4 separate regions of the Homo sapiens genome follow, and all the other regions are linked to region 1. A link is a loop called in an ENCODE intact Hi-C map of the cell type or tissue named here. Cell type or tissue: dorsolateral prefrontal cortex. All regions are shown on one strand. Each heading gives the region's core, and the rest is flanking DNA. Links, peaks and the distances in the headings are about the cores only.

Region 1 (7,754 bases), core at 1,684-6,683:
ATTCATTGGTTTCATTTTTCTCTTAGTTATTTGGACTTTGCTTTTTCCATTTAATTTTGTTTTATAATTATATAAAATAATTACATGGTATGAAATTCAAATAAACAACACAGGATGTATGCAAAGAGGTCAGTTTCTTCCCCTATTTATCCCCCCACCTCCCAATTTCTTCCCTTCCACTATAGGTAACCATTTTGAGCATTTTACATATTTTTATTGTAAGCATGTCTTCCCCTTTCTTAGGTAAATGGTAGTGGATTAGACTCCCATATCTCCATCTTGCCTTCTTCACTTCACACTAAACCCTGGCGGTGATGCCACAGCTCTGTGCTGTTCACAGGAGCATGGAGAGGATGTTCTGCAGAACTCCACTGTGTGGATAGATGTCTCCTGTTCAGGAGTGTTTGGGTGGTTTCCAGGTTTTTGCTATTACAAATAGTGCTGCTGCAGTGAACCGCCTATGCATATGCTTTTTCCCATTTTTGCCATTTTTTTTTAAAAAAAATTATTTATTATGCTTTTTCTGGGAAGTCATTCTCCCCACTGCAAGGGTTAGGATCTGTCTTGGGCAACTCTGTGCGTTTTCTTGAGCTTGGCTTTGACCTTCCTTCCCTGACTCTCTGTTGTGGCTTCTCTTCCTCCCAGCATCCAGTGACTTAATCTTGCTCATTGGGTGTCTAAAGTTCAACACTGTGGAACCCCCAAATCCCTTTTATCAGTGACAAAGCCTGTGCTGCAGGCCCAGGTGTGGCCACTCCCTGGTGAATGTCCCATAGGTGTGATTTTCAGATGGTGTCTTCTCTTTCGTATCAGCCATATTATAGGGTCACCTTCAGTGGGGGCATCTCAAGGCACAGGCCCTGGCAGTACTGGAGAGTCGGGCCTGGAGGCCACGCCTTAGCTCTGCAGCAGAAGGTCTCACTTGAGACGCCAGTTACACGACTCTGATACTCACCCACTCCTGCCTCCTTTCCCCACTCCAGACCTAGGGGGCACTTCAGGGGGCAGGCTCTCCTGCTGATCTGGTGGCTCGCCTCCTCCCAGTCCTGTCCTGCCCCATTAGAGCTGCAGCCCCTCCTCCCAGTTGAGGCCAGGTCCCGTCTGCACTTTGGAACCTCACACGATCTGATGTCGTTTGTCTCCTGTCCCTTTTGCTCGCCCCTCCACTGGCTTTTGACCACGTCTGTCCCACCCTGCATCTATCCACACCACCCCGCTCTACCTGCCCCTTTTCTTTCACAGCCGGAATCTGGGAGTGGCAGCCTCATTGTCTGCACCTCCCCTGCACCTCTCAGCCCCCTCTCTGGCTCCTGCCCCGGTTCCTCTGAAACAGCTCTTTGAGGTCACGACTGACTTCCTTGACACTGTGCCCAATACACGAGGTCTCCTTGTAGTTGGCCTCCTGCTAGCATGGGTGTAGATGGGCAGGCCTCCCTTTCTAAGCCCCTTCTTTTCTTGGTACTTAGCAGAGCAGAGTCCTGGGGCTTCATCCTGCCCCCTTGCCCATGACCTTCCTTGCAGACTCATCCATGCCTGCAGCTTCACTTGGCACCTGCAGATGGTTCATTCCCAAATCTGTTTTTCTAACCGGGACTCCCGAGTCCAGCCGCCTACTGAGCATCCAGGCTCCTGCCACTAAACTTGCCTGGAATCCCCAACCCAAGCTCAGTCCTCTTCCAGGCACCCTTTCTCAGTGAGGGGCAGGTCTGTCCATCGAGCTCTGCAACCATTGTCTAGCGTCCTCATCTTCTCTCAGACTCCAGTCCACCTTTCCGTCCTGTTGATGGACCCCTAAATCCCCATCTGTTGCTGTCTCTCCATTTCCGTTGTCACCCTGTCCGTACCATCATCACCACTCATGTGCTGGGATGGCTACAGTAGCCTCTCAGCTGCTCTCCCTTCTTCCTCTCTGCTGCCTGCCCCTCTGCCAGAGTTCATTTCTAATGAAGGAGTGGTTGGGCCACTTCCCTGATGGATACCCTGGAGTGACAGTCCTTATGGCCTGTCACCCGTGGCCCCAGGGTCCTCACATCTGGCCAGCGCTTCCTCCCCACCCTCGACTTGTCTCAGCTGCTGGCCCATGCCCTAGGCCTCGGCAGTCCAGACATCCTATAGATCTTCTAAGGTGTCATTGTCTCTGCACCCTAGGGCCTTTGCACCTGCTCCCGCCTCAGCCTGGGAGGCTTTCTCCTCCTTTTGCCTTATGGCTTGTTGATTCCTTCTCCTCCTCCAGACCTCAGCTTAAACAGCAGCCACCCCCAAATTCCTCACCAGAGCAGCCTCCCTGTCCCTTCCTTCCCAGGGCCATAGCCTCCCTTTTGAGCATTCACCATGGCCCATCCTGATGCATTTGTTCTGTGGCTGTGGGACTGATGTCAGCCTCACTGTGTAGCCTGTGAGCTCCATGTTTCTGTCTTAACACCGGTCTTTATACAGTGGGTTCAGAAATGCTGAGCACCTGAACTCATGACAGTGAACTTGGGCAAAGCCACGTGACCCACTTAGATGGTCCTTATTTGTAAAATTGGGACCCTGAGATTGCTTCATGGCGTGGTTGAGGACTGGGTGGAACTGTACCATTGTTGCACAGAGGTCTGGTGTGTTGGGCATGAGGGCTGCACTCCAAGACTCCGTGCCTTTGCAGAGAGCAGCGGGCCTTGTGGATGCACCCCCACACTCCCACATACACCTGTGCTCCAGCTCCACCCAGCCACCTCCTCCCAGACCCCCAGGATATACAGGGACAGGTCTTGGAGCTAATGAGACCCCCTGGGGCCACACTGGCACCTTAGAAGCCTCTGTCCACCACCCATGTTCAGGATAATTTTCTTCAAAGGTGGCAGGAGTGGAGACCCTCAGGCTTGAAGCTGTGGGACTCCCCTCCCCTTCCCTCTCCAGAGGGCCTAGGGTTTTCCTAAGCGGTGTTTCAAACAGAGGCTTCCTCTGGCAGGGGAGAACCTGGAGCGCCTTATTCTTCTCCAGACTGTGCAGATACACTGTGCATATGCCTATGTGAGTAAGATATACGGTGTGAAAAGGATAAATCACTCTCTGGGGAGACAAGATCTTTAAACCTGTATCTTGATTATCTTGTCATTTTGTCTCCCTCTGGTGGTCTCAGCTTAGGGTCAGTGCAAGACTTGAGCAAAATAACAGCAATTTCTACCCAAACATGTAGGGCTAGCTGCTTTCATTTTCTAACGAAGCTGTTAGATTTGGGTTCTGCGTTTCCTGCGGAAGTTGAGAGCTGTGCCCATGAATCTGATATACTCCCCACACCATGCCGCCCCCACTGGACTCTTCTCTGGGTCTGGGTTCTCCTCCCGTGGTGCGTGTGAGTGGGAGGCAGGATGCTGGGGCCACCTTGGACTCGATTGTTTCTCGCTGAACAAAAGAGCAAGGCAGGCATGGAAGGCCCCCAGGCAGAGGTGGGTGGTGGCTGGAGTTGCAGCAAGGCCCTTGAGTGCTTCACTGGCCTCATCCCGGAAGCAGGCATCCGTGGGTGCCAGTGGTGACCCCCTGCCTGGGATGGGGCATCCTTCACACACAGCAGTCTGTGCCCAGATGGGCCCCAGAGCTACTGACGCTCACTTCAGGGGGAGACGAGGCCAGTCTTTCCCAAATCTACTCAAGGACATGGGTCAACATGGAAATGTGAACCTCAGAAGGGTCTGGTGCACTGACCAGGGCCACCCTGGGGGCTGGCGAGGGAGAAGCCAAGGGGCAGTGCCTAGAAAGGTAGGAGTCAGATTCCAAAGGGAGGGCTGGCCTCCCAGCCTCCCCAGGGCCTGGGGCTGACAGGGTGCCAGGCAGCCCCTGCCACAGAGGGGACATAAGGACACTCGCCCAAGGCCCTGCTCACCTGCTGGGGCTGTGAGGCTGGGGTACCTGGGGCGCCTGGAAGAACCAGAGCTTTCCTGCAGAACAAAGTGACGCCATCTAGTGGTCAATGAGAGCCACTGCATTGGGCCCCACTGGGTGACTGGGGCTTCACTGGGGGGTGCCTGTTGAGCCATGCTCACTGGGGACGGCAAGGTGGTGTGAGGTAGTAGAAACAGGCCTACCTCAGGCGCTGGGAGCCTTCCCAGCCCCACAGCCAGATGCCATAAAAGGCAGCACAGGGCATGTCTGGCGAGCCTGTGGCAGCCAGGGCTGTCATACACGCTCTCCAAGCCCCCCAGCTAGGCAGATGTGCACACTTCACTCTGAAGAAGCGCCAGGGTATGGTGGGGGTACTGCATTGGGATAGATGGGTCCTGTTCCCTCTGTGGGGCTGCCTCTGATTCTCCTGGTGACAGGAGAATCCCGGTGTACCCTCTGAGAGACAGGTGGACAGGGGTTCCTCCCCTGGTGCCACCCCTGAATCCCGCAGTCCCCCACATTGGTGCCTGCAGCCCTGCCCAGCTGGGAGAAGGTTTATCGGCTCCAGGGCAAGGGGTGAATGGAGGATATTTAAAAGCCGTGGGAGGACCCCATTGATAGGACTCAGTTAGATGCACAGGGGAGGGATGGGGGTCCCTGTGGGGAGAGACGGCTGGGAGCACAGGTGATCCTCTGACCCCAGGGGCACGCAGACCCACTACTGCCCAGGAAAGCAGGAAGGAGGGCCAAGTGGGCTGAGCACCAACGCGAAGCTCCCCACTTGGTCTGTCTGAGCAGGTGAGGGAGGGGCAGCCAGGAGTTTGAGGCAGTGGAGGGGTCTGGAATAACTCTTGCATGGAGGAAGAGTCTGAGTTTCCCAGAGAGATAGATGAGAGTTGTGAGGTTGTTTGGGGGGCATTTGGGGTCAAGAATTTATAATACATTTATCATGGCACTCATTTGCCCTCTTGGGCAGCTTTTTCCAGCCTCAGGTCCAGAGAAAACAGGTTGGAGATTTGCTGAACTCCTGTGGGCAGATACACAGGACTGGGGTCAGGGAACTGAGGATACTGGGCGGATGTTATTGAAGTGGTGGATGGCAGCGCCCAAGCTGGGCCAGTTGATGATTTTAGCAACAGAATGGGTTAGAGGTGAGACCAGGGATCAGCTGGCTGAGGGAGGGAAGAGGTCAGGAGGTTGCTGGCGCGAGGGCTGGGGAAGTGCAGGATGGCTGGGCCCGTGATGCTGGAGGGACTCAGGGAGGGGCCAGCTGGAGCAGGAGGGGAGCCAGGAAGCCAGGGCCAAAATCCCCAGTGGAAGGGGCTCTGGCCAGGAGGTGGGCAGTCGGGAGGGATAAAGCAGGTGACATGGCCAACATGGGTCTGAGAGGACAGCCAAGCCACGGTCTAGGATAGCTCAGAGGTCGGCTGACTGCAGCCCCAATCGCAAATCCTCCTGGCCCCCTGATTTTGCATATAAAGTTTCCTTGGCACACAGCCACACCTCCTGTTTTACATACTGTCTACGGCTACCTTTACGCCTCAGGTACAACGGTGAATAGTTGCAACAGAGACCACAAAGCCTAAAACACGTACCATCTCCCCCTTTACAGGAAAGGTTTGCCCACCCCTAGCTGGAGCCTTATTGTCTGGCATAGGAGCCACTCAAGATTGGTTTGTGGGCAACATGGACAGGACTTGGGGGTTGGTTGGATATGACTCTAACATGTGGCTCTTTATATTTCAATTAATTAAAATTACATACAAGAAATGGGTCCAGTCCCTCAGCTGCAGGAGCCTCAGTGCCAGTGCTCAAAGCCACATGTGGGTAGCGGATCCTGTATTGGACACTGCAGAGATAGAACCTTCCATTGTGGCTGGCAGGAAGTTTGTTGGGTCACGATGGTCTAGGGGCAGCAGATGGAACAAGCATGATGTTGCCAAGCCTGGGCCTGCGGTGTGATGGGTGTGAGGAGCTACACGGGTGTCCTGAGAGGCTACAGACAGGCAGGAGCCCCTCAGGACAGATGCACAAGGACAGGCCAAGGAGAAGCCCAGGGCACAGTTTCAGGTCACCAGCATGAGTTCCGGGGCTGTGGGGAAGGCATGGAAAGTGCTGTTGTGTTTGGGATGTGACGCCTTCTGGATTTGCAGCCTGTGATTGTCATCTTGAGTGACAGTCAACTGGAATGCTGGCATTGTCCTCCTGACACTGTTTGTGCAGAGTTTTCTGGCCCAAGTGTTGATTTCGCGCAGTTACTTGCAGCACGGGGTAGTGAGGGAAGCAGACCGGCCGCCCGTGGCTGGCTGCAGATGGCAATGGTTGGGCCCTTCTAGTTTGCCCCGCATCCTGGCTGCCGTGTTCCTTGTGCTATGGCCAGGCATGCAAGTTCTTTGTTCAGGGGACTTCTCCTCTAGGAAGACTCTGACTCTGTGCCCTCCTTCAGTTCCAGGGCCCTGCGAACCAGAAGACCTCATCGACGGGATCATCTTTGCTGCCAATTACCTGGGGTCCACCCAGCTGCTATCAGAACGGAACCCTTCCAAAAACATCAGAATGATGCAAGCGCAGGAGGCCGTCAGCCGGGTCAAGGTAGAGGTGCTTCGAGGGCCCCTCGCGGATGCCCGCACACTTTGGGGGGCACTAGCAGGAGGGAATATGGCGGGGCGTAGGCCCTCTTCCAGCTCGGACTGCACAGCCCTCAGCACAGGGGGCAGGAGCGGCCCAGGTGCCAACGAGGCTGAGGGAGGCTTGCGCCTTGGCTGGGAGAAAGCTGGCTGGGCAGAGGCAACCAGCTCCTTAACAAGAGGCCCACGGAATCCCAGAAATACGACCTTTAAAGATCATCGTTCCAAAGCATTCTAGTCATCAAACAATCCCAAATCCCAGTTCAACAGTATGTGTATTTTTAGTGCCATTCAGAGTGCTTCAAGAAAGGGTGAAAAATAAATCACGTTTTATTTAAATTCAGGACCTCAAGAAAAACTTTGACCTGCTTGTAGCTCTAAGTGCTCATTGGATTGTCTGGTTTTGAACATCGGGTGAGGCCGGGCAAGGGGAAGATGAGGCCACGTCAGCAAAATTAAATGGGGTCGGCGGGGAGGGGATGCAGCCATCTGAGGTCTCAGCTCTCTGAGCAAGACAGGATCTGCAGAGGCCCGCCAGCCCAGGGGTGAGAAATGGCAGCAACCTCCTCCCCAGCCCTCACCATACACAACCTCCTCTAACAGAAGCAGAGAAGCACCATGAGGCCATCCGGGGTGGGCAGGAGAAAGCCAGGTAACCCAGGGCAGTGCTGAGCCCTGCTGGCCAGTGCCTCTCAGCAGAGGCCCGGCCCTCCCATCCCAGACCCTTGCCTTGCTCCGCTGCCTGGAGCTCAGCTCCCCTTCCTGCCGGCTGATGGCATCTTTCCTGTCCTCCATAGATGGGGTGGTTGGCAGTCATTTCTAGCGCTCCAGGGACACCTGTGTGGGCTTCTCTTGGTCAGTGTGTGTGCTTGAAGTGGGCAATGGCTGTCCACCCGTCCCTGCTGGGCTTTGCTAGGCACCAGACCTGAGAGTGGGGGCATCAACCACCAAAGTGACATAACCTCACGCACCTTCCTTCTCTCTGTGCCAACTTGTTTTTCTTTTCTCTTCCATGCTGTCAGAGGATGCAAAAGGCTGCTAAGATCAAGAAAAAAGCGGTGTGTAGGGCCTTGAGGCCCTGGGACAGTGTTGTTTGCTTGTGTTTCCGTGGCTTGTCCTGGGCAGTGGGGGCTGGGGGGTTCCCCTGGGGATCTAAATAATGTTGCAAAGCAGCTTTTCCTCTTCCCTTGGTAGGTGAATCTTAGATGTTTGTAAATGAAACTACAGACACTTCATTTTTTTAACCACCCATTTATGGAAGGATTT
Region 2 (7,754 bases), core at 1,550-6,549, 96 kb before region 1:
GAGCCCTGTGGTCTCCTTGAAAGAATTGGTCCCCAGTGGGTGAACTAATCACCCATGAAGAGTCTCCCAATTCAAATCTGGAATAAAAAGTGAGGACATGGGGGCAGAATGTTACTCATCACATGTGGCCCGTCAGTACTAGACTTCAAGGTAAGTTTCCAAGAACAGAGCTCTGTGACCATTTTCATGATAGCAATTTGTACATTATTACTAAGTAATTTTAATGCCGTGTTTACAGGCCACCTTCCCAAACAAAACAATTGTTTCTGGAAGTTAGACTCTTGAAGACTTAACTTTTAATCCAGTTTGTTCTCAAAACATTTGCACAAATGAGAGTCTTGAGGTTTGAGCTTTCTATTCTAAAGGCTCAGCTTCTTGCCCAGGAGAAAAATAATACATGCTCGTGTTTATAAATAAGAGTTATGGCATTGGAGTCCTTTACATTGCAGCCAGCCTAGGGACTCAGTTATTCAGAATTTAAACATTTTACTTGTAAAGAGCACTTTGGTATCCACCCCAAGGGCCCTCCTCTGCCTGTCTCAGCACCATCTCTGTGTGTCCCATCAGGAAGCAACAGACAACTCCCTAAGCCCCACAGTAAAAACGTCTCTCCTGGTCTGGGGGCGCATCCATCCCCCATGTCCCCAGTCCCATCCTGGGTGTTCTGGGATTCCAGCCACAGCTGTGGGGACACCGCCATCTCACTGCATCCCTCTTGCTCTTGCGGCAGCTTGGCTGAGCTACAGGGCCGGGCCGCAGGAGGCGTCCTTGTGCCGGAGCTCACCTTGTGCCGGAGCTCACCTTGTGCCAGGTGTTGAGCTCTGCCAGCTGCCCGGCCCCACTGTGAGGCCGCCCCTTGCAGGTGAGTTCACTGGCAGCCCAGCCAGCCCACGAAGGCCATGTGAGTGTGAACCCCCATTACAAGCTTTCCCTCATGAGATGGCGCTGATCAGTCTGGGGGATACCTGCCTTTCAGTATGGGCTGCAGCCATTAGGCTGGTACCAGGAGGAGCCAGGTCGAGCTGGCACTGGGGCGACGCTCTGTCTTTGATGCACCCTGATGCCTCCCCCATCCTGCTGACCATGGTGCTCAGCACAGACCCCTTCCAACCCATCCCAGGGCCTCTGCTCAGTGTGGCCAGAGCCTCCTGTCAACAAGTATGTCACTGCCTTCGGGTTATTATTGTTCACCAGATTCCACTTGCTCTACAACCCAGGCACAGTGCACCAGAGTTTCCCAAACCTGTGTGCCGAGTGCCAGCCCCTTAGCAAGTGCAGCGTTGCCCATTTCACTCTGGGAAATGCAGCCATAGCTCTGGGGCCAGCTAGAGGAAGGAGTGTGATTGTGCCTTCCCGGGACAGCTTCCAGGTCTGGGAGTCTGTGATGTTGTGAGTGTTGCCTTAGCTTTGCTAAGAAAATGCTTAGGGAGATGGGTTCCTTCACCCATTCTTCCACTCATGTGCCTTTCTGGCTCCAGGGCTGGTGTCCCCTGCTTTGGAGGGGACGCTCACATGAGCTGCCCTATTGGGGTTCCGTCAAGTTTCTCTTAGCCTAAGCGGCTTCCTGTCTCGGGCTCCCTCCCCAGCCATTTGGGTCACCTTGGGTCCCTGAGGATCGCTTCTGGATCTTGGACCCCCTCACCAACTCCTGTGACATAATAATCAAAGGTAATCAGGAAATGTATGAATCGTCTTCTTTAAGGAATATTTAGCATTTCTGCTCATTCCAGAGTCCCTGGAAGCATGGCATTTCAAAGGCTTGGTTAGATCACAAGTCCAATTTACTGCCAGAAATTTGCACGTAGAATAATACAGAGCCTATGATGGCAGTTGAAGTGGTATCCTGTGAGAAAATTAATTAGTCCTGAAACTAAATGCCGACAGCCTCAGCAAAATATTCATGAGAGAAGCAAACCTCGTGCGTGGTGTTTGAAGTCAGGCAGCTGAGGCTGTGTACTGGACGTGTTCTCTGTGGCTGAGTTCTGCTGTGGATTCTGGGCTAGTCTAGGCAAGGCCTGCCTCTCCTTCTGGACTGGCTCCCAGGGCTGGGGGCTCAGGAAGGCCCTGCACCCTGGAGAAGAAGGGAGCCCCTGAGACTCTTTGGCCTTGTATTTGTGTGTCCCTCTGGGCTGCAGGGCTGCAGAATAAACCAGCTCCCAATCCTCCAAACAAAAATAAAGACCTGTGAATGGCTACACTTGGAGAGCAGAGTGTTTTGATATCATGGGGAGACCTGTGTACTTAATTTACGGCCTGAAGATTGAGAAGGATTTAATTGTTCCAAAAATGGTGAGAAAAGAGCAGGTCCCAGCCTTTCTGTCTGATCACAAACAGCCGAGGGGGACTGGGGAAGTGGCCTGGTCCTCACTGCCCCTGGAGGGGCAGGAAGAGGATGGAGTGATGTGCTTGGCAGATGCAGGAATGGCCAGGCAGTGGGAAAAGCCTAGGGTTTCCAAGCCATGTCTGATCCTCTGTGTTCCTTCTGCCTGCTGGGATGGAGCCCGCCCCCCAAATATGCCTGGCTCACTTACGACTCAGAGTCAGCTGCCCCCAGGGACTTCCCGGCTCTCGTGACCTTGCTGGGCATGACTTTCAGGGGAGCCCTCTGTCCAGGAGACATAGGTCACTCGAATCACACAGCCGTGCTTTAGTGAATGCTAGCCAGGGGCCCTGGAGAGGGCAAGGACAGGACACTCCTGCATGGAAACGAAAATGAATATTTTTCTCTGCAGAAAATGAAAAGTGGTGCTGGGTCCAAGTGGTAGGTGACCTGGCTTTTGAGCGAAAATGCTGCTGGGAAATGAGAGAAAAGAAACATGAAAAGAATGCAAATGAGGGTGGTGGACAGGGGCCCAGAGGCCTGATTCCTCCACCCTCCGCAAAGGCTGGGTGTGTGATGCCTATAAATAGACACTCAAAACCCGTTCTAAATGGAGTGAAGACATGGGCCTGCTTCCTCTTATGGAAAGGCCTTACATAAGGTGCAGTGCTGCTATTGCTCCTGGGCGGTGTGATGATTCTGTGCCTTTGTCGGAAGTCAGTGTGAAGCCTGTGGGGCTTCTGGGGGATGCACATGGATGAGCTCTGGGCTTTCTGGAGACTCGCAGACTCTGGGAAGGAGGCGGTGGGCGATGGGCAGGTCTCCTAGGGCTGGGAAACAGTCCTGAGACAGGCTCCGGGTTTCCTGAGGCGCTTCTGGGCCAGGAGCAAGTGGGAAAAGCTGGACTGCAGGGCTTGGTCAAGTGACAGCTGCCCAGAGCCGGAGTTTAGGGTGCCTGGAGAGGACAGGGGCTGGCAGGCCTGACTTTCTCACTGATCCACTTGGGGTCACAGAGCCAACCTGTAACAGAGTGAGGAACTGAGGCCGCATTGCTGGACTCCCAGTGGAGGATTCTTGCTGCTGGACTAACCTTTAGTTCATGAACTCACCCAGAAATTACTTATTTTTGGAGGACCGCAGATGGCGAGCTTAGGAGTGAAGAAGGGAATACTATTTGATGCTAATGTGATTCCAGGCAACATTCTAGAGGTTCCCTTGCAATTCACCTTCCCAGCCACCTTTGAAGTAGTTATTGGCCAGTTTTATACACGATGAAACTGACAGAGATGGTGTGAAGGGATTTTCTGACGTTCACACAGGAAGCAAGCAGCCCATGCTGACTCCACTGCGGAAAGCGTGTGTGTGATTGACATGCTTTTTGTGTGGTGCTCACTTTGGGTGTGATAAAGAGGCCTCCTTGCAAAGGGCCAGGATCTGTGAAGCACCATGTTGCTTCACAGAACAGGCCGTGAAAAGCCACAGAAGCACCATAGCCTGGGAAAGAAATGGAACAACGGTGCAAACAGCCAGTTTCCCCTGAGCAGAGGCAAGCAGGTTACGGCTCTGCAGCTCCCTTAACGGGTAGCTTGTTCAACATGGAAACATCTTTAGCCTCCTCAGAGACGTTGGGTCATCTCCTTTACATGGGGACCAGAAGTATCTTCCCTGGGCCATTTTGGGTGGAGGAAATTTCGTAATTATAACCCTCTGCTAGGGGTGTCTACCTAGGAAGTGAGAGCAACTGGCCGCTTTCTTAGAGAAGTGAAGACGCTGAGTAGACTAAACCTTTGTGATGAAGTCGAAGCCACTGTGTTGCCTGTGTCCTGTTTCCTTCCCCAGTGAATGGGGCTCTTCCCTACGACTGCAGACCCCAGGACCAGATTGCAGGTGCCCTGTCCAGCAGCGCAGCCATTCGTGAAGGGCTCGCAGCCTGGCCCGGCTCAACAGCTGATGCCCCCGGGAGGAGGCTGTATTACTATCCTTTTTGAAAGGAACACAGAAAGCCCTTTGTAACTTTGTCTGTAGCCAACATGGAGGGAGAGGCAGAATTCAGATGTGATGTTGCAGACAATTGAACACCCCTCCTCCTGTTCCACCCCAGCTTCCTGCCCGTAGCCTTCTAATGCCCTTGCCCTGAATTCCTGATCCAACCCAAGGGCCTGGCCTTGAAACCCCCGAGCCTGCTGGCAGTAGCTTCCTCTTCAGCCTTCCTGTGCAGAGCTTCCTCTATTCAGGGAAGTCTGAGACCTGGTGGCCTCTTTCTCATTCTTTTCATGAAACCATCTTGCCCAGGAGAAGGTGGGCTGAGACCCTGGGCATTGGAAAGGAGAGGTGGTCCTCCTTCCTCTCTTCACTTTCATCGCAGTCCTCTCCCCGCCCACCCCCATATGCACACCCTCCGCAGTCTGAAAGTGTCGTGAAGCACCAGCTCTGCAAACCCGTGGGGTCAAGCTTTGTTGTGGGAAAATACATATTCATGAGGGCTTTGAGGAGCCTCATTAAAATGCAGAGAGTCTCTCCTTTCAGAATGGTACATAAGCCATCTCTTTATTTGCCCAACACATTGTTCTTAAGGCAATAATTATGCGATGAATGGCTAAAGAAACATTTTAATTATTTGTTTAGGGTAATTTCTGATTATCTCATTAGAATTATAATCTGTCCACTTTTACAGGTGATTCAAAGCCTCATATTTACATTTTTATACTTGAAGGAGCTCTATGTGCGCACCTGTATCATTGCTGAAGTGAAAGTAATTTTCTCTGTTTTCTTCTGCTTTATTCCAGAAAGATTTGATCACCAGGAGATTTTTCGGGACATTACCAAACCACTCATTTTAGGTAAGAAATACAAGGCAGCGTTGCATGGAATGAGGTTTTGCTTTTGCCATGTGGGGAGCGGACCGTTTCACTGGAGGGAAAATGCTACATTGCAGGCAGAGCTGGCAACTGCCGTGGCTCTTTGTTTTCTGGGATCCTGTGTGTGTGAGCTTGGGGAGTTTGAAGCTGGGGTTTGAGTCACAGCCAAGGAGTGGATGGACACTGGGGACGCTTCTGGCACTTACCTTGCCCGGAACCGACCTGCCCACCACCCAATGACAACACAGCAAGACACGCACTCCCCATCTGTCCTCTCCTCATTATACTGGTGTTTCTGTAAACCATGGTCCTCACCAGACTCAGTCATTGATTTGTGTAACCCCTACCTAGGTTCCTAGTTACAGCGAAAGTAGACACATGTATATCGGCAATAATAGGTAGCACTCGAACCTTTCACTCTCCAGTGTGGGCAGTGGCTGGTCTACTTTGAGAAGGGACCAGCCATTGTGAGATACCAGGAAGCTGAGCAGAAGAAATCTAACTTTGATAAAAAGAGGCCTCCTCATCTTGCCAGGGATGGAGCGTGGTCCATCCTCCCTCCCTGTGCATGGAGCAGTATTGCAGCCCTGAAGACACTGCCCCATGGTCAGCATCTGGCTTGCCCTTGCCCTGTAGGACTGGTAGGAACAGAGCCCTGGTGCCAGCCGAGTGTTCCACACAGGGGAGACTTGCAAGGGACAGGTTCTGCACTGCAGATGAATTGGCTGTCTTCTTCTGTGGCTGGAGACACACAAGGCAGCGGCTTTGTAGGGAAACTGGTGTACAGGGTGGGGCGTGTTTGGAGAACGAGGAGCAGAGGGCATTGTTGCTGGAGTTAAAGAAGCAGAGCCAGGGATGGTCTTCATGTCCTGATGCCCAGAGCAGGCCTGAGCTTCTGATGGATTCTGGGGGTTCTTATGTATTCTTGGGAAGGAGCATGTGGTAAGCTTGGACAGGGAGGCAGTTCAGAGTGTTACATGCAAGGCAGCGGTGGCCTTGGGAACACCCCCCCTGCCTGACCAAGGCAAGGAACACTTTGTGTGTCCCAGTGTGGAATCTCTGTGCCAGTTGTGAGGGGACGGATGAAGACCAGCAGGGGTGAGGACGGGATTCTGGAGTGTCAAGACTCAGGTTCAGAATCACAGTTTTTCTTCCAGGGCAGCACAAGGCCACAAGTGTGGCTATTTGAAGCCACCCAAAAAGCCATTATTTGTAAAGCAAGGCAGCTTTATTGATTTCACTTTCTGCCCTGCATCTTTCCCACATTGTGGTAACCACTCACCATCCCTGTTCTGCTGATGAGGCAGGAATTCCCTTGCATCCAGTTGGGGAGCATTCTTGTCACAAATGTCCTGGATGAATTACACGGTGGCTCTCCGTGGAGGGAGCACATTCACAAGGCATTTAAGAGATGCAGGACAATCAGCCCTCGTCCATGAAACAGGGTGAAACGTAGAAGAGCTGCGTGATTATTAATGGGTTTGGACATAAGCTGGAGTGTTTACTGAAATTTTTCTCAGTTGTCAGTTTTCAAAGTTTGTGAATGTACTTTTGTGCTCTCAACAGGCCTTTTCTGCTCTATTTAACTTTCTACTTAGGGTTGTAAACATACTTCAGCCGTAATGACATTAGATACATCATCCACTCTCAGCTCTGAAAATGCTGGAGATTTTGATTATCACCAGCAGTAAGGACAGCTTATGAAGGGAGATGTTACTTATGGAGACACAGCTCATGATTCCATAAAATTCCAGTCTTCTGGGAGCCCAGGGTTAAGCAGCTGCCTCAGCCCATCCACCCTCTAGGGACTGTCCACGGTGAAATTGGCTTCTTGACGTTTTCCTTATGGAACCTGGGGTGTCATTACATTCTGTTAGAGTCATAGGGTGGTTCTATTTATGCCTGTAAGGTATAAGGTATTTTTTTCTTCTGAGTCTAGAAAAGACCTACTGGAATTTTTATGTATCCTGAAATACTATTAGACGATCAAAATCAATTGCAATAGAGAAGGTGCTGGGCTCTCTTCCCAATTGCTCTCACCCATCTGCAGTGTAATAGGCCTATCATGTAAGTGAATATACTCATCACAATTCTCTGCAGCTTCCCAGCAGAAAAGCATATTCCTTCTCAGAGAGAAAGGCGGCAAGGAGATGGATATTTTTAAATGCCAATTATGCCAGAATGAGTCTCTGTGAGGAGATCTGTAAAGAGAAGAAAGGGCCGGGGTTTATTTATTTTTCTGCTGCGAATGGAATCATTCTGTAGCTTCAGAATACTAATCCCTGTGATGTGCCTGATGTCTTTTCATAGGATAATTTGTGAATGTGCTTCCACTTACAGGAAAAGTTTGAGGCTCTTTTCTTATTCTTCTTTTTCTTTTTTTTTTTTTTTTGAGAATTAAATTCTAGGCCTCACTATATCCTATGATAACCGTCCTATAGGCCCTCGATCTATAAAATGTGTGCATAATGAAATATATAAAATCAGCGATTATCCTGAAGGAACACAGAAAAGATTAATAAGCTGTATTTAAATCACGGCAAGTCTCAGAACATATATTAAGTTAGAAGACATCA
Region 3 (7,754 bases), core at 1,872-6,871, 180 kb before region 1:
TTTTGTACCACAGCAATTGCTTTCCTGGAGATCAGAACCATGTCTGGGCTTAACATCATCTTTGGAAATCCTAAAAGGCAATGAAGAGATTTTTCTCTTTTCATTTCTTTTTGATACAGCCGTGTCAGTTTGAAATTTTATTTTCATATCAGTTCTAATAGTGTGTCTGCTTGACATAGTTTCTGTTAAATGGGCTTGATATGAAGTTATTTAAAAATTCAAATATTTAGAGTTTCAGGGCCCATCGTCTTGATTTTTGGGGCAGTACCTCAATTTCATACGGTGTTATTCTTTTCCAGAGAGATGGGTCACTGAATAATTTACATTTTATGGTTGTTTTGTGAGAAACTATTTCTGGTTATAAATAGTAAACATCTTCTAGGTTTTGCAGTAAGAAATAATGGATTTTGTTAGAAAAAAGAACCATAAGAAGATGTGATTTTAATTTTGACTATTTTGACTTCCTGTAAGTACCTTCTGGAGCAGAAGGTTTTCTCTTCGTGGATTCTGCATCTTGGATTTGGGGACTCTGTTGCACTGAGCTGTGCTCTGTGGGGAGGAGCCTGTGGCAGAACAGTTTGGGTTCTGCTGGCCACCTTTCACTCTATTCAGTGAGGCTGGGTCCCAGAGAAAGATGACAGCGGTTAGGTCTTGTTGGGAAGAAAACTCGGCTACCAACCCTGGACCATTTTGCTTCCCCTGAACAAATAAGATAGTCATTTGCCTGCTTTTGGGGACGGAGCCTGTGGTTTGCACAGGGTGAACGAGGTGGCAGCTGGCTTGCCTGCTGGCCTGCTTCGTGGAGATAAGATGCTCAGACCCACCGCTGCTCTTCAGGGGTTGTGGAGGGAATTAATGCACTTCCTTTTGTCCCCCAATCTCATTTACATGTCTCTGGAGCTGAGCATGTGTTCTTTTTCTTTGTTCATCTCAATAGAGCTTTTAAATTAAATAGATGTTGCTTAAGCCATTCAGAAATGTTTCACATTTTAAAAAACAAAAGGTAGTTGCTGCCATGATTCCTTTGCCACCCCTACACCGTGGCCTTGTAGGACAGTCCCCCCTTGGCTGTGCTGAGCCCATCTGGAAGTGTTTCTGATTCTAATCAGAAGTGGAACAGTTTCAGTGCAGATTATAGGTTTATGTTAGCTTTAGTGATGGAGGGATGGAAATAGATGCTTCCTCGCTATTACCATTCCAAGTAAAATAATGAGGCTGCATATTTGCAGTGAGCTGCTGAAGCCAGACGTCACTAGAGTAATTTGGATTAGTGGGAAGTTGGAACATATTGTTTTAAAAGCGATTTCAAGAGCATCATCTTCGGAAATCCTATATAGCAATGAAGTGATTTTTTTTCACTTTTTCATTTTTATTTATGTTGCTGTATCTGTTTGAATTTTTAGTTTCATATCAGTTCCCTCTAATAGCATACGTGCTTGAGATATTTTGACTTCTATTAAATGGGCTTAATATGAAATTATATTAAATAATTTTTATTGCTATTTGGAAGGCCAGGAAGTGTTTCCAGTTTTCATATTTTGGGTCATGGAGATGCTACTTCCCATCCATTTTGTGACATGTAAGAGTCAGGCCATTTCAAGGAAGGGCCAGAGGAGAGACTTTGTGTTTCTGGGAATATACTATGGATTAGGACATGTGGGTTATTCAAAGATCTATCCTTTTGTGCTTTGAAATCTGAAATGTAGAAACTGTGGCCTCACTGAGGAGGAGTTTTAGAATATGCAAGGGAGATGATCAGGACTGGATCTTGTATTTGGGTACCACATCCAGTCCCAGACAGCATTGCTAAGGCAAGGAGCTCATAAAAGCCCCAAGCTCTAGCTGTTGGCTACTTATCTCCTGGAGCATCAGGGTGAGCGCGGTTCAGGCTGGGGAGTCCTGATGGCTGCCTGGTTGTTACAGGATGTTACAGCTTAGGCCTGGGGACATAGCCCAGCACCCTCCAGAGGTTGTGTCTGTTCTTTACTCTTCAGGTTCCCTGGAGGCAGGAGAGGAGCTGGCCTCATTTCTGGCAGGCACCCCACTACTGTTATTGAGCAATCCTCCAGGCTGCAGAGATGTCAGAGGAGGACCCTAATGTCTCCTGATTTTGATTATTTTGTTCTTTTTCCCTAGGTGTTTTACTTGCAGATACCTTGAGTACCTTGTTTGTATATTCACTTTGAAAGCACACATTTAAATGTTTATAAGGAAAAGGTTCTAAAGACATCCATTGATCCATTCATTCATCATTCAGCAAATACCTGTTGAATACCTGCTGTGTGCTAGGCACTGCGGTGGGCGAGCCAGAGGGCTTTGTTGCTCCAAGGAGCTTGCATTCTAGTATTCTAGTTATTTTCACGCATCTGCACTATCTGGGACAGGGACCATTGCGTTTTGTCGTATATAAAGCAGCATGTGTCTGCACTACAGTTTGTGTCCGTCGCAGATGGGCAAGGATTGAGTGCAAAAACTTCTGGGCCAAAAGGGGTTGGCTTGGGTCAGGCTGCTCAGTAGCTGAGGTGAAAGCATGTGCCACCCCTCCTGATACAGGGATCCTTGCTGATTGTGTGTGACACCAGGGCCTTCCCATCTGTCAGCTGGGTTTGTCCTCACAGTAGCTCGAGGAGCAGGCGGGGCAGCATCTGGAGGCCTGGTGCCCTTTCACACCTTGCTGCGACCACCAGGCTGCTCAGCAGTGGCCCGTGCCCACCACTGCACCTGCCGCCTTGTTCCAGCTCCGGGACCTGTCAGGCCACAGTACTACCTCCTGTCCCTTCCCCCAGGATCCTAGGGTCTCTGACTTCAATCCTCTGGGCCCAGGTTTGCAAGCCACTCCCTGGGAAGCTGTCCTGGGATCTGTGCCTGTCTACTTCCTGTAGTCCACCACCAGGAGGTAGAAAGGGACAGTCTGCTGACCTCCAGTCTTTCCACAGCAGTGTCTGAATGGATTCAGGAAATCCTTGGCGGTGCCCCAGGATGTGCTGGTGCTGGCTTAGGGGTTGGTGCCATAGCAGCACATGAGACAAGGGGAGCCCCCACTTGTGGGTCTCACCGTCTTTAGAACGTTAGCACTTATTTAAATTAAAAAAAATTCTACTAGTTGTAGCTTACAGTCACCGAGTTTCTTTCATTGTATTCGGTGACTTTGAAGCCAGTTTGGTAGATTCTATTTCATGAATAGTCCTTGCTCTGGTCTGACATCTGGGTCAGTGAGTAGCTTCGGCCCCTCCCTAGAGCCTCCTGTCCTGGGCTGCAGTGACAGGCTGCGGGCCAGTGGGGTACACTCACGCACACCCCTCTAGGAACACTGGGGCCCTGGATAATTATGCCAACTGCAGGCTATTTCTCCCTCCAAGTGGAAGTCCTTGAGGTGAAACATTGGGTTTTTAAAAAATATTTTAGTCTTCTATTGTGTCTAGTCTGAAAATGACTTATTTGCTTTTTAATTCTGCGAACATGTTTCCTAATGGAAGGGTCAGAAATGTTCTCCTTGCACTTTCCATTGGTGCTGCAGTTGAGAGAGGAGAGGGGAGTGGTCAGGCTCCCCCTGCTCATCCCAGGGGCCCTCACAGGGGCTGCTTTGCGGTGTAGACCTTGGGGAAGCAGCTCACCTCCGAGCCTGGTGTATGAGAGCATAATGGTATTAGGTGACTTTTGAAGGGAAAGCAGGTTTTGGAAGAAGATCTGTATATACAAAAATACTGTCTATTTGACCTTCATCTATGAAGGATTCAGAATTGCAGAAGTTTGAAGGATGGCTGGGGGTTTGGGGCCATCTTGCACATGGCTTCCTTTTGGAGTGCCTTTGTTCTTCTGTGACGCCCATGGGGCCTGAGAGTGCGGCTGGATATTCCACCCAGATTGCAGCTCAGGTGGCTGTGCTACAAGCTGCTCCTCCTCCCGTGCAGTGCATGTCCCGGGTCCTGCTGCCCCGCTCAGCTGCACAGCCCATAAGGGACTGGTCCTGCCCGCGCACCCCGGACCTCCCCTGCCCAGGAAAAGTTACAGAAAATATCTTCCCCAGGATTCCTGGGCTGCACGACCCTGATCAGCCCCTTTGTGAGAGCTGCTTTGGGTGGAGATGGGGACACAGCTCGTTCTTTCCTCCTGGACTCTTCGTGCATTCAGGGTTCTGAGCTGATGGGGGCCTGGCCACTCGCCAACTGAGCCTGGCCTTGGCTGAGGTCGTCATCGCTGTGTGTCCCGGGCTGCCGGCCTGCCTGTTATCTGCAGTGCACAGGTGTGCATGTGTGTGCATAATACACACCACACACATACCATGCCCACCTCACACACACCACACGCATACCCCATACACGCCACACACATATCATACCCACCTCACACACACCACACACACCACACACATACCATGCCTACCTCACACACACCACACACATACCCCATATACACCACACACCACAAACATACCATACCCACCTCACACACACCACACACTTAACCCATATATACCACACACATACCCATACACACCACACACCACATACATACCCCATATATACCACACACCACACACATAGCGCATACACACCACATACCACACATACCCCATATATACCACACACCACACACATAGCCCATACACACCACACACCACACACATACCCCATATACACCACACACCACACACCATACACATATCCCATACACACCAAACACATGCCACACATACCACACACACCTCACACACACCATGCCCACCTCACACACCACACATTCACCCTATACACACCACACACATACCATACACACCGTATACATACCACACACACCACATAATACCATACATACACACCCCATACACACCACACCCCTCCATACATACCACACACCACACACACCCCATAGACACCATACACACATCACACCATACTCTATATACATATCACAGCACCCATACCACACACCGCATTCCACACAGACATCTTATACACACCACACACACTATACACATACCACACAATAGCATATATACACACACCATGCACATCCCATACACACCACACACCCCATACATACCATATACCACACACACTACACCATGCACACAAAACACACACACTCAACTCTTCCACACTACATTACACTCCACACACACACCACACACACAACACATTCACATCACACACACCACATACCACACACCATACATAGCACACACCACACACCACACCCTCCAGGACACCCCCCACCATACACACATGCACCACACACCCACACCATACTACACAGTTACCACATACACACCACACACTCACTACCCACCACATCACATACTCTGTATCTGACGCACACAGCACACACCCCCGCCACACACATTTGCACGTAAACTACTCATCGAATGAAACTGAATGATTGTTTTCCCCAAATTAATACTGCCCCCGCCTGCGCACCCCCGGCTGTCCTGGCCGGCACATTCCCTGGTCCTGCCCTCCTTTGGGTCAGCACCGCCTCCTGTGTTTTGGGTGTCTCTGGCTGTGCCCTGGGGCGTGCTTACGTCCTGGTCTTGTGGGAGGCTGGCTCCTCTGCTCCCGTGGGTGCCTTCCTGGGGGAGACCAGCCTGTTCGCCACCTCTCCTGATGCCCAGAGTGGCGGCCCGTTTGGGAAGTCCTGCTTCCTCCCCTTGCAGTCTACCCTTCCCCACAGGTCGTTTTGTCTCAGTGCCGACATCTCCCCAGCTAGAAGAGGAGACCTTCAAAGGCACACAGGTGGGTTTGATTATATTGCTGCTGAATATTAGATGCATTTTGGTGAAACACTCAACCAGTACACATATCTTTAATAAAGTAAAATGTCCAGGCCCCCTCTGCTCCCACCTGTCTCCCTCTCCCACCTCTCTCCCCGCTCCCCTCCCCAGAGGACATGGCTGACAAGCCTTTGAGGGGTTTCCCCTTTCTGTGTGCCTTTGCACGTGTGTATGGGCTGGGCAGTGTGTGTATTCTCTAGCCATCTTGACGGACCTGTAACTGGGATCTACACACGTGTGCTCGCTGTAGCTCACTTACCATTTTCCCTCAAAAACAGGCCTGTAAGATCCCTCACTGTAGTGCGCGTTGCCCTGCCTCTTTAAAAACGCCGTTGACTCTTCCAGCACGTGAACTCTGTCGTCATTTATTTAACCATTCTCTTATTTATGGGTACTTAGGTTTCCAGTTTTTTAAAAGATTGCGGCAATGAAAATCTTCAGACATCATTTTTTATACATGTGAGTCCTCCTGGAAATGGAATTTTTGGGCACAAGGATATGCCTATTTAAATTTTCGATAGAGAATGCTGAATTGCCTTTCTGAAAGGCTTCATTCTAAAGAAATACACTTCTCAAAAAAAGGGAAAGCTAGCAAAAAAGCAATTCTCTGCCAACAGCTGAATAGAGAGAGGGGGACTCTCTGAGGCCATGAGGTGGGAAATGTGGCAGCCTGGGAGAAGCCAGGGACCCGGGCAAAGGGTGGCATGGTTACTAACGTTTCCTTTCCTGTTTCCATCCTCCCTGCCCTCCCTCCAAACCCCCAGGAAAGCAGTACTGGGGAAAGACGGTAAATAACTAAAATCCTGAGAATTCTCATGAACACTCCTCAATTTGGAGAGAGAGGGACTGTGATGAGGGGGGTTGAGATGGTACCCAGAGCCTGATGGCCCTCACCAGCTTCAGGAGAAACCTGCTCCCCTCCAGGGCTCCTTCCTAGGGTCCGGCTTGCACTGCATTCTGGGAGAATCCTGTAGCCCCATCTTCCCTTTACCCATTGGCCGTTTAATGGTATCCCATTCTCACATTTAGCCTTTTGAATGAATCAACCACCATATTAAAAAATTAATAGATTTAATTTTTTTTTCAGCAGTTTTAGGTTTATGGAGAAATTGAGCAGAAAGTTTAGGGAGTTCTCCTGTACACCCTCACCCCATTTCCCCTGTTTCCTCATTATTAACATCTTACATTGGTGTGGTACATTCGTTACCATTGATGGGGCAGTATTATTATTAACTGGAGCCCATAGTTAAAACATATTGGGGTTCACTCTTCATGTTGTATATTTTATGAGTTTTGACAAATGGGGAATGACTCAGCTACCATGTCTTTGTTTTAGTAGATCGTTAGTTGCTTTTTGTCTTATTAGCTGACTCTTGTTTTGAGGAGAACTTTTTGTCACATCCTTTTGCACCCCGGCTTACTGTGGCGTGGGGCAGGGGTACTGGGGGCCAGCTGGTCTCTGGGGAGCAGCACTCACTGCATCCTGCCCCCGCCCCATTCTGCTCCTTTCTGGTCTCAGCAGCCTCCCTTGCTCCTTTCACCTGCCTACCCCAGCTCAGCTGCCTGCTGCTTAGATGCCACTGTGGGGCAAGGAAGCTGCCCCCAGTCGGTCCCCGAGGATTCTGCCCAGATAGGGATAAGAATCACCGCGAGTGTTTGCTGAGCACTTGGGAGGCATAGGCTCGGCGGGAAGGGAAGGCCTGCAGGCTGAGGTGGTCTGCTTTGAGTTTTGCAGCGTTGCCTGCGGTCTCCGTGGGTGAGGGAAAAGGCACAGGGAGGTGCAGAAGCGTTCCTGGCGCCACGGAGCCGGTCAGTGACAGAGCCGGGTCTCAACCCAGGCCACTGCCCTCGGCAGCCAAGCCCCTTCTTTATTTTGGAATGGCCACCTGGCCAACTGGCACACAGGGAGAACTCATGAAAGGAGGCGTGGCTCACTCCTGAAGGGAGAGGGACACAGGAGCAGCCTTGATGCGCAACGCCCCCT
Region 4 (7,754 bases), core at 1,900-6,899, 110 kb before region 1:
ACTCTACAAGGAGCTTAAACAATTGAACAAGCAAGAACCAAATAACCTCGTTAAAAATTGGGCAAAGGACATGAACAGACACTTCTCAAAAGAAAACAGGTAAGAAGCCAACAAGCATATGAAAAAATGCTCAACATCACTAATCATCAGAAGAATGCAAATCAGTACCACAGTGAGATACCATCTCACATCAGTCAGAATGGCTATTTTTCAAAAGCAAAAAAAATAACAGTTGCTGGCAAGGCTCTGAGGAAAAGGGAACTCTTACACACTATTGGTAGGAATGTAAATTATTCAGCCACCTTGGAAAGCAGTTTGGAGATTTCTCAAAGGACTTAAAACAGAACTACATTTGACCCAGCAATCCCATTCCTCAGTATATTTCCAAAAGAAAATAAATCACTCTACCAAAAAGACACATGCACTTGTATGTTCATCACTGTGGTATTCACAAGGGCAAAGACACATAATCAGTCTAGGTGCCCATCAGCAGTGGACTAGATAAAGAAATTATGGTACATATACACCATGGAATACTATGGAGCCATAAAAAAGAACAAAGTCATGTCCTTTACAGCAACATAGATGCAGCTGGAGGCCATTATCCTAAGCAAATTAACACAGAAACAGAAAACCGAATACCACATGTTCTCACTTATAAGTGGGAGTCAAACATTAGGTACTCATAAAGATGGCAACAGTAGACACCAAGGACTACTAGAGGGCAGAGGGTGACAGCGGGGCAAGGGTTGAAAACTAACTGTTGGGTACTGTGCTTGTTACCTGGATGACGGGATTAATCATACCCCAAAGCTTAGCATCACACAATATACCCAGGTAACAAACCTGCACGTGGACTCCCTGAATGTAAAATAAAGGTTGAAATTAGTCAAAAAATAAGGAAAAGTGGGCCTTCCCCGCCCCCCACACTTATAAAGAGTTAAGGATTTTGTGTTTATTTTAAGCCATGTTGAACTCAGCCCAACATATTGACACAAGGCAGGACTTAGTGCAGTGTCACTAGGCTTTAATTTTGTTGCCCTTTGGGCTAATAAAGTCAGGTTATCTCACTGGGCTGTTTCCTTATCCATTAAGACATTTGATGTAACTAAGTACCCATCCTATGGTGACATAAACTTTTTCTTATGTCATTGGAAAGTCCAGAATACCTGGTTGCAGGCAAGGTTTGATCTAGCAGCTTGACCTTGTTAGCACAGGTCCAGTTTCTTTCCCTCAGTCCTCCCTGGTATTTTATCAGCTTCATCCTAAGGCTGGTTCAGGGAAGATATTCTGATGATATATATTTCTGCTTTGGCAATGGAGGATTTATATTCGATTGTCAGAAGTCCTCATGTCCTATTTAAAGTCTAGTCATTGGAAAATAGGTTGATAAGGATGGACCTGAAGAAAATAAAGCAGCAATTTGTCATGACAAAGCAAGACTAGGAAGAGGCATTGGACCAGCATGACCAATTCAAGGACACGTTGATGATGTCTTCAGCGCAAGTGTTCTTCCCAAGCTTGGGGGACCTGGCAGGGCTGCCTACAGGGCTGGTGTCCAGCCTGCTCTATAGAAGGCGAATTAGAGATCGCAATAACGGGCCAGCTTCCATGATGACCCCAGGTTGTAGTGATGTCTATGTAGAAATGAAATAAATGCATAATTAAAACCAAAGGTAGGCTTGCATTTGGGTTGAGGTCCTGGCACCTACGGAGGCCACAAGTGTGTCAGGGTGGAAGGTAACTTGGTGAAATAGGAAGTCACTGCCTATTGCCCACTCATGTCCCCACTGATGGAGTTAGCTGGGGGATCCCCTGGTGCAGACCCTGGAGAGGCATCACTGTCTTCCTTGTTCAGTGGGCTTGGGTCACCTGCATGAATTCTGAGGTTGGGAAGGTGTAAACATTTCCCTCAACACCTGCAGCCCAGCCGCCGTCTCCCTGGGTGCTTCAGTCAGCCGTCACGTTGGGGAGGCGTCATGTAAGGTGGTCCTTGTCTGAGTAGAACCTGATTTTGAAAATGAAATTCATTTCCTTGCCTTCATTTTCCAGACGAAAAGATATGTATTTGTGGTGTGTGTGTGGCGGGAGAGTAATTGGCTTTGGTTTTGACAAGGAGGACACCAGAGTCCTGTTCTGATACTCAGTTTTGGGCCCATGCGTGACAATTCTGTGTTTCTTTTCAGCATTTGCCAATACATTATTTTCTAGAGTCTCTCCCAGCATACGGAAAAACCCCAAATTCAAATTTGACTTTTCTCTTCGAGGCTGGTTGTGGCATGCTGAAGCTCCCAAGGCATGTAATGTAGTGAACAAGGTGGCCTCCAGGAGCGCTGTCGGCTCATGGGCCCCACCCACCCACCTCGCGGTGTAGGAGGATCCACCAAGTCACTGTCAGAGTGGGTTGGAGAGACCTGGCCTGGGGTCAGCTCTGTGGGCAGATGGGCCCTTTCCCCCACTGGGTGGAGTACGCTCCTTAGTAGCCCAAGACAGAACATTGCCTTCTCCCGAGAAACCCACCTCTGGGGAAGGTTAGGCCATGGGATCTGCGGGAAGGGTTTTAGGAGTAGATTAATGGGATTTGTGATCCCAAGCACCCAGGCCACTCTGTGGTCCCCACCCCTGGGCTTGAGTCCTGCTGAGGTATAAGTGGTGCTAGAAGACCTCTGCCCTGCCCTGCCCTGCCCTGCCCCAGGAACCTGGCTTTCTCTGGGCTAATGAGTGTCCTCTCTGAAGGTATCCAGAGGCCGTGCAGACACTCACACTTTGGTGTGAGGCGTGCCCTCGGTTGATCAGTTACACTGCTGTGGGGTGCACAGGTGGCAAGGTGGGGGATTCTGGGATCGGGGAGGCTAGTCTGGGTGTAGGGTCCTGCCCTGGAGGGGCTCACAGTGGGGTTGAAAGCAAGCTCTCGAGGCGTTATTATTCGGGACTCTGAGTGCCGGGCCATGCTGGGGGAGTGAGGGCAGGGGGAGCTGCGGAGGCAGGGCTCTGAGGGCTTTAGAACAAGAGCCGGTGTGTGTTTCCCACTGAGTACCTGCCGGCACCTCATTTATGCCACGTAGCAACCCCATGACATAGGCTTATAGGGGACTATAATTATCCCCATTTCACAGCTGGGAGAACCTAGGCTTAGTGTCACAGAACCTAGGCTTAGCCACTGGGTGGCTGATACTGCCACCCAGTTCTGAGCCAGTATCAGCTTCCAGCCCCCTGACTCAGTCTCTCTGCTGTGGTTTCCTCTCAAGTGCCAGGATCCTTCCTGGTCCCGTTTCCAACTCAGACCAGTGGAGGGGCGCGCTGTGGTTACCACTCATTAGAAGAGAGGCAGGGTCTCTCTGTCTCTCTCTGGGTGTCCCCCACTGCCATCTCTGGGTGCTGGGGGAGCTGCTGTATATCTCTCTCTGTCTATCCCTATCTCTCCCTCCACTGCCATCTCTGGGGGTTGGGAGAGCTGCTCTGTCTCTCTATCTCTCTCCCCCCCCACCCCACTGCCATCTCTGGAGTTTGGGGGAGCTGCTCGCTCTCTCTCCCCCCTCCCACTGCCATCTCTGGAGGTTGGGGGAGCTGCTCTATCTCTCTCTCTCTCTCTCTCTCTCCCCCCACTGCCATCTCTGGGGGTTGGGGGGAGCTGCTCTCTCTCTCTCTCTCTCTCTCTCCCTCTCTCCCCCTCCGCCAACCACTGCCGTCTCTGGAGGTTGGGGGAGCTGCCTGGGATGCAGAGCGGCTTGGATTGGTGCTCCCTCTGCCTCAGTGGTTGAGCTGACCTCTGTCCAGTCTGTACACATTGGATCCTGAGGCTGAGCTTGGGTGGCTGTGGCAGGAAGGTTTGGTGACATCACACCCTTCAGGCTTGTGTCTGTCTGAGCCAGGCTCTGACTGGCTGGGAGAAGAGGAGGAGGTGGGGTTCTGGGAGGCCCTGAGGCTGAGCACGGCTGCTGTGCTCTGTGGCTGCACTGCAGGGGCACGGGCTCAGCATGTTCTGGGCCAGGGCACACAATGCTTTCAGATCAGGCTCCAGCACCCCACACGCCCCTTCATGCTTTGCACTTTTTGTCTACCAGCCAGAGGGCAGTGAATAATGAGAACAAACAACATCGGGTCCAGATTTTCGTGGTCATTTTCCTAACAAGCCGAGGTCAGAGAGCACTGAAAGGAGGCCTAAGTGCTTCTGCCACCTCAGCTGACTGTTTTTCAAAAAGGAAAGCATGCGTGGGATGTGTGTATTAGGTGTTACGGTGATGTCTGTTGTCAGATCATGGCCAGAAAAGGGGTTGTTTCAATTAAAATGGATTTTGGACTTCGTTTTTCTTGGAATGAGTAAATTGAGGGAAATAGCACATGTTGAGATTTTGGATTTCTGCTCTTAGAAAGGATTTAAAATAAGTGGTCTTCAGTAGTTCCACAGCGGATCTTCGAGACTGGTACAGATGGGGTCTCCTGGATGTAACGAGTTCTTGCTGCTTTAACTGGATCCGGTTGACTCTGTCTGACCAGCTCAGCTGGTTCGTTCTATGAAACGCACTTCTGCTTTCTGGAATCTGAAGGAAGGAGAGAGATAGAAGACAAAGAAGGACAGATGTGTTGGTGGCCAGACCCTGGCTTCTGAACAGTCCTTCCTGATGGCTTCAGGACCTGGGAGGAGCGGCGGAGCAGGTGGCTGCCCTGGGCTTGCCAGACACCTCCATTCCAGCAAGATCCTCCTGGGGGATGTGGTGCCCTCCCTGCCTCTCAGGCACAAGCATATGCTTGTTTGGCCTAAAAAAGTCTCCTTAATTAAAATTAATATCGTAATGCAGTAAATCCTTCTGCCTCCTCTTCCCCTGCCCAGTTACAATTCCCGGCGGCTCTCCAGCCCATAGAGGAGGCTTCTCAAAGTTTCCTGCCTCCTGGAGGAGAGAAGCCATTCCCCGATCACCCAAAAGGACAAAGTATGTGCCCACTCTGCGTCCTTGCTTGTCACTGCCCAACATCTGCAAACATTAACTAAAGTGCTGAGCCCATTCAGGTGTAGGACTCACTAGTTGGTTAATGTGACAGACAGCGTTTCCTGTGCCAGCGCTGGCTGGTCACTTCCTGTCATCCAGCACTCTTGAGTGTTGCAGTGGATGCCTGTTTCGTAGGAACACTCAGCCTGTTCCGTAAGAAGGAGCGCCACTTCTCAGCCTGTACTTAGCAGGTCACTACTGTTGGCCACTCTGCTTTTCTTTTTAAAATTTTAATTATTAAAAAAATTTTTTTTGAGAGTTTCCCTCTGTTGTCCAAGCTGAAGTGCAGTGGTATGATCTTGGCTCACTGTCACCTCTGCCTCCCTAGTAGCTGGGATTACAGGTGTGTGCCACCACGCCTGGCTAATTTTTGTATTTTTAGTAGAGACGGGGTTTCACCATGTTGGCCAGGCTGGTCTTGAACTCCTGACCTCAGGTGATCTGCCTGCCTTGGCCTCCCAGAGTGTTCGGATTACAGGCATGAGCTACTGCTCCTGGTCCCCTTCTTATTTTTATGTTAGTCTTTGGAAACAATTGGCATATATTTTAGTCTGTTTAGGTTACTGTAACAAAATACCATAAACTAGGTGGTTTACAAACAACAGACATTTATTTCTCACAGTTCTGGATGTGGGAAGTCTAAGATCAAGGCGCCAACAGATTTGCTGTCTGGTGAGGGCTTCCTGGTTCATAGAAGGCCATCTTCTCACTACATCCTCACTTGGTGGAAGGCTCAGGAGAGTTCTCTGGAGTCTCTTTTACAAAGGCACAAATCCCATTAATCACCTCCCAAAGGCCCACTGTCTAATAGCATCACTTTGGGCATTAGGTTTTAACATGTGAATTTGGAGAAGGGCAGGCACAAACATTCAGTCTGTAGCAGCATACAAAAATGTAACAAGAATAATGTGATGAACAGCTAGGTATCCACAAGCTGCTAAAGGTAGAGAATACTACCATATTGGTTACCTATTTCTGTGTAACATATTATGCCAACACTTAGTGGTATAAAACAGTAAACATTTATTATCTCACACATAGTCTGTGGGCCAGGAATATGGAAGCAGCTGAGCTGGGTGGTTCTAGTGGAGGGGAAAGATGTGAGCTGGGGCACCTGAAGGCTTGACTGGGGCAGGAGGATCCACGTCCAAGATCGACTTCACCTGGCTGTTGGCTGGCAAGAGGGCTCAGTTCTTTGCCATATAGACCTTTCCACAGAGCTGCTTGAGTGTCCTCACAACATGGCAGGCGGATTCCCCCAGCCTCAGTGATTCAAGAGAGAGTATAGAGAGAGTAGAGAGGAAGCCGCTGTGCCTTTTATGACCTGGTCTCATTAGTCATACACTGTCATTTCTGCTTATGTCTGTTCACTAGAAGCAAGTCACTAAATTCAGGCCACACTCAAAGAGAAAGGAATTAGGTTCCACTCTTTGAAGGGAGTGTCAAAGAATATGTGGAGAGAGATATATATATATATATATATATATTCTTTTTTTTTTTTTTTTGAGATGGAGTCTCACCACTCTGTCACCCAGGCTGGAGTGCAGTGATGTGATCTCAGCTCACCGCAACCTCCGCCTGCCAGGTTCAAGTGATTCTTCTGCCTCAGCCTCCCAAGTAGCTGGAATTTACAGGCACACACCACCACACCTGGCTAATTTGGGTATTTTTAATAAGGCAGGGTTTCACTATGTTGGCCAGGCTGGTCTCGAATTCCTGACCTCAAGTGGTCTGCCCGCCTCAGCCTCCCAAAGTGCTGGGATTACAGGCATGAGCCACCATGCCCAGCCTGTGGATGTATTTTAAAGCATCATAACACCATTGCAGCTAGAGCCCCTCCCCAGTTGCATCTTGTCTTTCACACAGAGGTAACTACTGTTGAAGTTTGATCCTTGTTTATGGCCTAGTACATGTATAAGTATTTCTATCCCTGTTAGTTCTGCATTTTGTCTGTAAGCGTTATGTAAATGATATCACCTTGTATTTTTTTCTGTAGTGTGCCTTTTTTTTTTTTTGAGATGGAGTCTTGCTCTGTTGCCCAGGCTGGAGTGCAGTGGCGTGATCTCGGCTCACGGCAAGCTCCACCTCCTGGGTTCAAGCGATTCTCCTACCTCAGCTTCCCGAGTAGCTGGGATTACAGGCGCCCGCCACTGCACACAGCTAATTTTTGTATTTTTGGTAGAGACGAGGTTTCGCCATGTTGGCCAGGCTGGTCTCGAACTCCTGGCCTCAAGTGATCCGCCTACCTTGGCCTCCCAAAATGCTAGGATTGCAGGCCTGAGCCACCGCGCCCATCCAGTGTGCCTTTTTTGCTTAACATTATGTTTGTGAGATTCATCCATGTGAAAACAGGTGGCTGTATTTCATGCATTTTCACTGCTGTGTGGTATTGCATTGTACAAACATAAGACTATTTGTCGTTCTCCATTGATGGATGCTTAGTTGGGTTCCTGTGACTTGCTGCTACAAACAAGGTTGTCTTGAGTACTCAGGTATGTGTCTCTCTGTGAACGTGAGCTGGATTTGTCAGTATATTTAGCAAGGATTGGAATTGCTATGGGAGAGAGTACAGTAATCTTCAAACGTACTAGAAACAGCTAAATTTTATTCCAAAGTGTGTGGGTGTCCTCATGAGTGGTCCCACTGACAGCGTATGAGTTTCCTCTTCTCCTTTTTCTTGACAGCACTTGGTGTTGTCAGACATTTTACATTTTTGTCTAATGCGTGAAAGTGCTGTCTACATGAGGTATTAATTTGCATTTCCCT

Evidence for each region. A loop is a pair of places that touch in the nucleus more often than their neighbours do. Peaks named below come from ENCODE experiments on the same cell type or tissue, not always from the same donor. Only the 100,000 strongest peaks of a DNase experiment are listed, where the experiment ranks them.
Region 2: a loop joins it to region 1, with 6 times the contacts of the local background. A loop is called at or near these places in 12 of 110 quality-filtered maps.
Region 3: a loop joins it to region 1, with 3 times the contacts of the local background. A loop is called at or near these places in 5 of 110 quality-filtered maps.
Region 4: it touches region 1 in a loop (5-fold over the local background); 17 of 110 quality-filtered maps call a loop at or near these places.

What each region holds. Positions count from the first base shown.
Region 1 is chr15:29,086,768-29,094,521 of GRCh38, forward strand. It overlaps APBA2 (amyloid beta precursor protein binding family A member 2), which reads left to right. Exons shown (of 15, transcript NM_001353788.2): 7 at 6,308-6,453; 8 at 7,511-7,546. Among named protein-coding and RNA genes, the nearest start is that of NSMCE3, 180 kb to the right of the region's middle. RefSeq lists an enhancer at 567-1,068. In dorsolateral prefrontal cortex, for the core only: CTCF peaks have their summits at 3,103 (motif pointing left), 3,953 (motif pointing left) and 4,157; a DNase peak (open chromatin) is centred at 3,939; H3K4me3 peaks cover 1,143 bases; H3K27ac peaks cover 5,000 bases.
Region 2 is chr15:28,990,647-28,998,400 of GRCh38, forward strand. APBA2 (amyloid beta precursor protein binding family A member 2) reads left to right here. Exons shown (of 15, transcript NM_001353788.2): 3 at 5,107-5,160. Among named protein-coding and RNA genes, the nearest start is that of APBA2, 110 kb to the left of the region's middle. RefSeq lists enhancers at 268-769, 770-1,269. In dorsolateral prefrontal cortex, for the core only: no CTCF peak of the experiment used is centred there; DNase peaks (open chromatin) are centred at 2,935, 4,282 and 4,729; H3K4me3 peaks cover 1,208 bases; H3K27ac peaks cover 5,000 bases.
Region 3 is chr15:28,910,664-28,918,417 of GRCh38, forward strand. All of the region lies in intron 1 of APBA2 (amyloid beta precursor protein binding family A member 2), which reads left to right. Among named protein-coding and RNA genes, the nearest start is that of APBA2, 29 kb to the left of the region's middle. RefSeq lists an enhancer at 7,455-7,754 and a silencer at 7,643-7,754. In dorsolateral prefrontal cortex, for the core only: no CTCF peak of the experiment used is centred there; a DNase peak (open chromatin) is centred at 4,158; H3K27ac peaks cover 3,646 bases.
Region 4 is chr15:28,981,279-28,989,032 of GRCh38, forward strand. The region is part of intron 2 of APBA2 (amyloid beta precursor protein binding family A member 2); the gene reads left to right. Among named protein-coding and RNA genes, the nearest start is that of APBA2, 99 kb to the left of the region's middle. In dorsolateral prefrontal cortex, for the core only: a CTCF peak has its summit at 3,965; a DNase peak (open chromatin) is centred at 3,933; H3K4me3 peaks cover 923 bases; H3K27ac peaks cover 5,000 bases.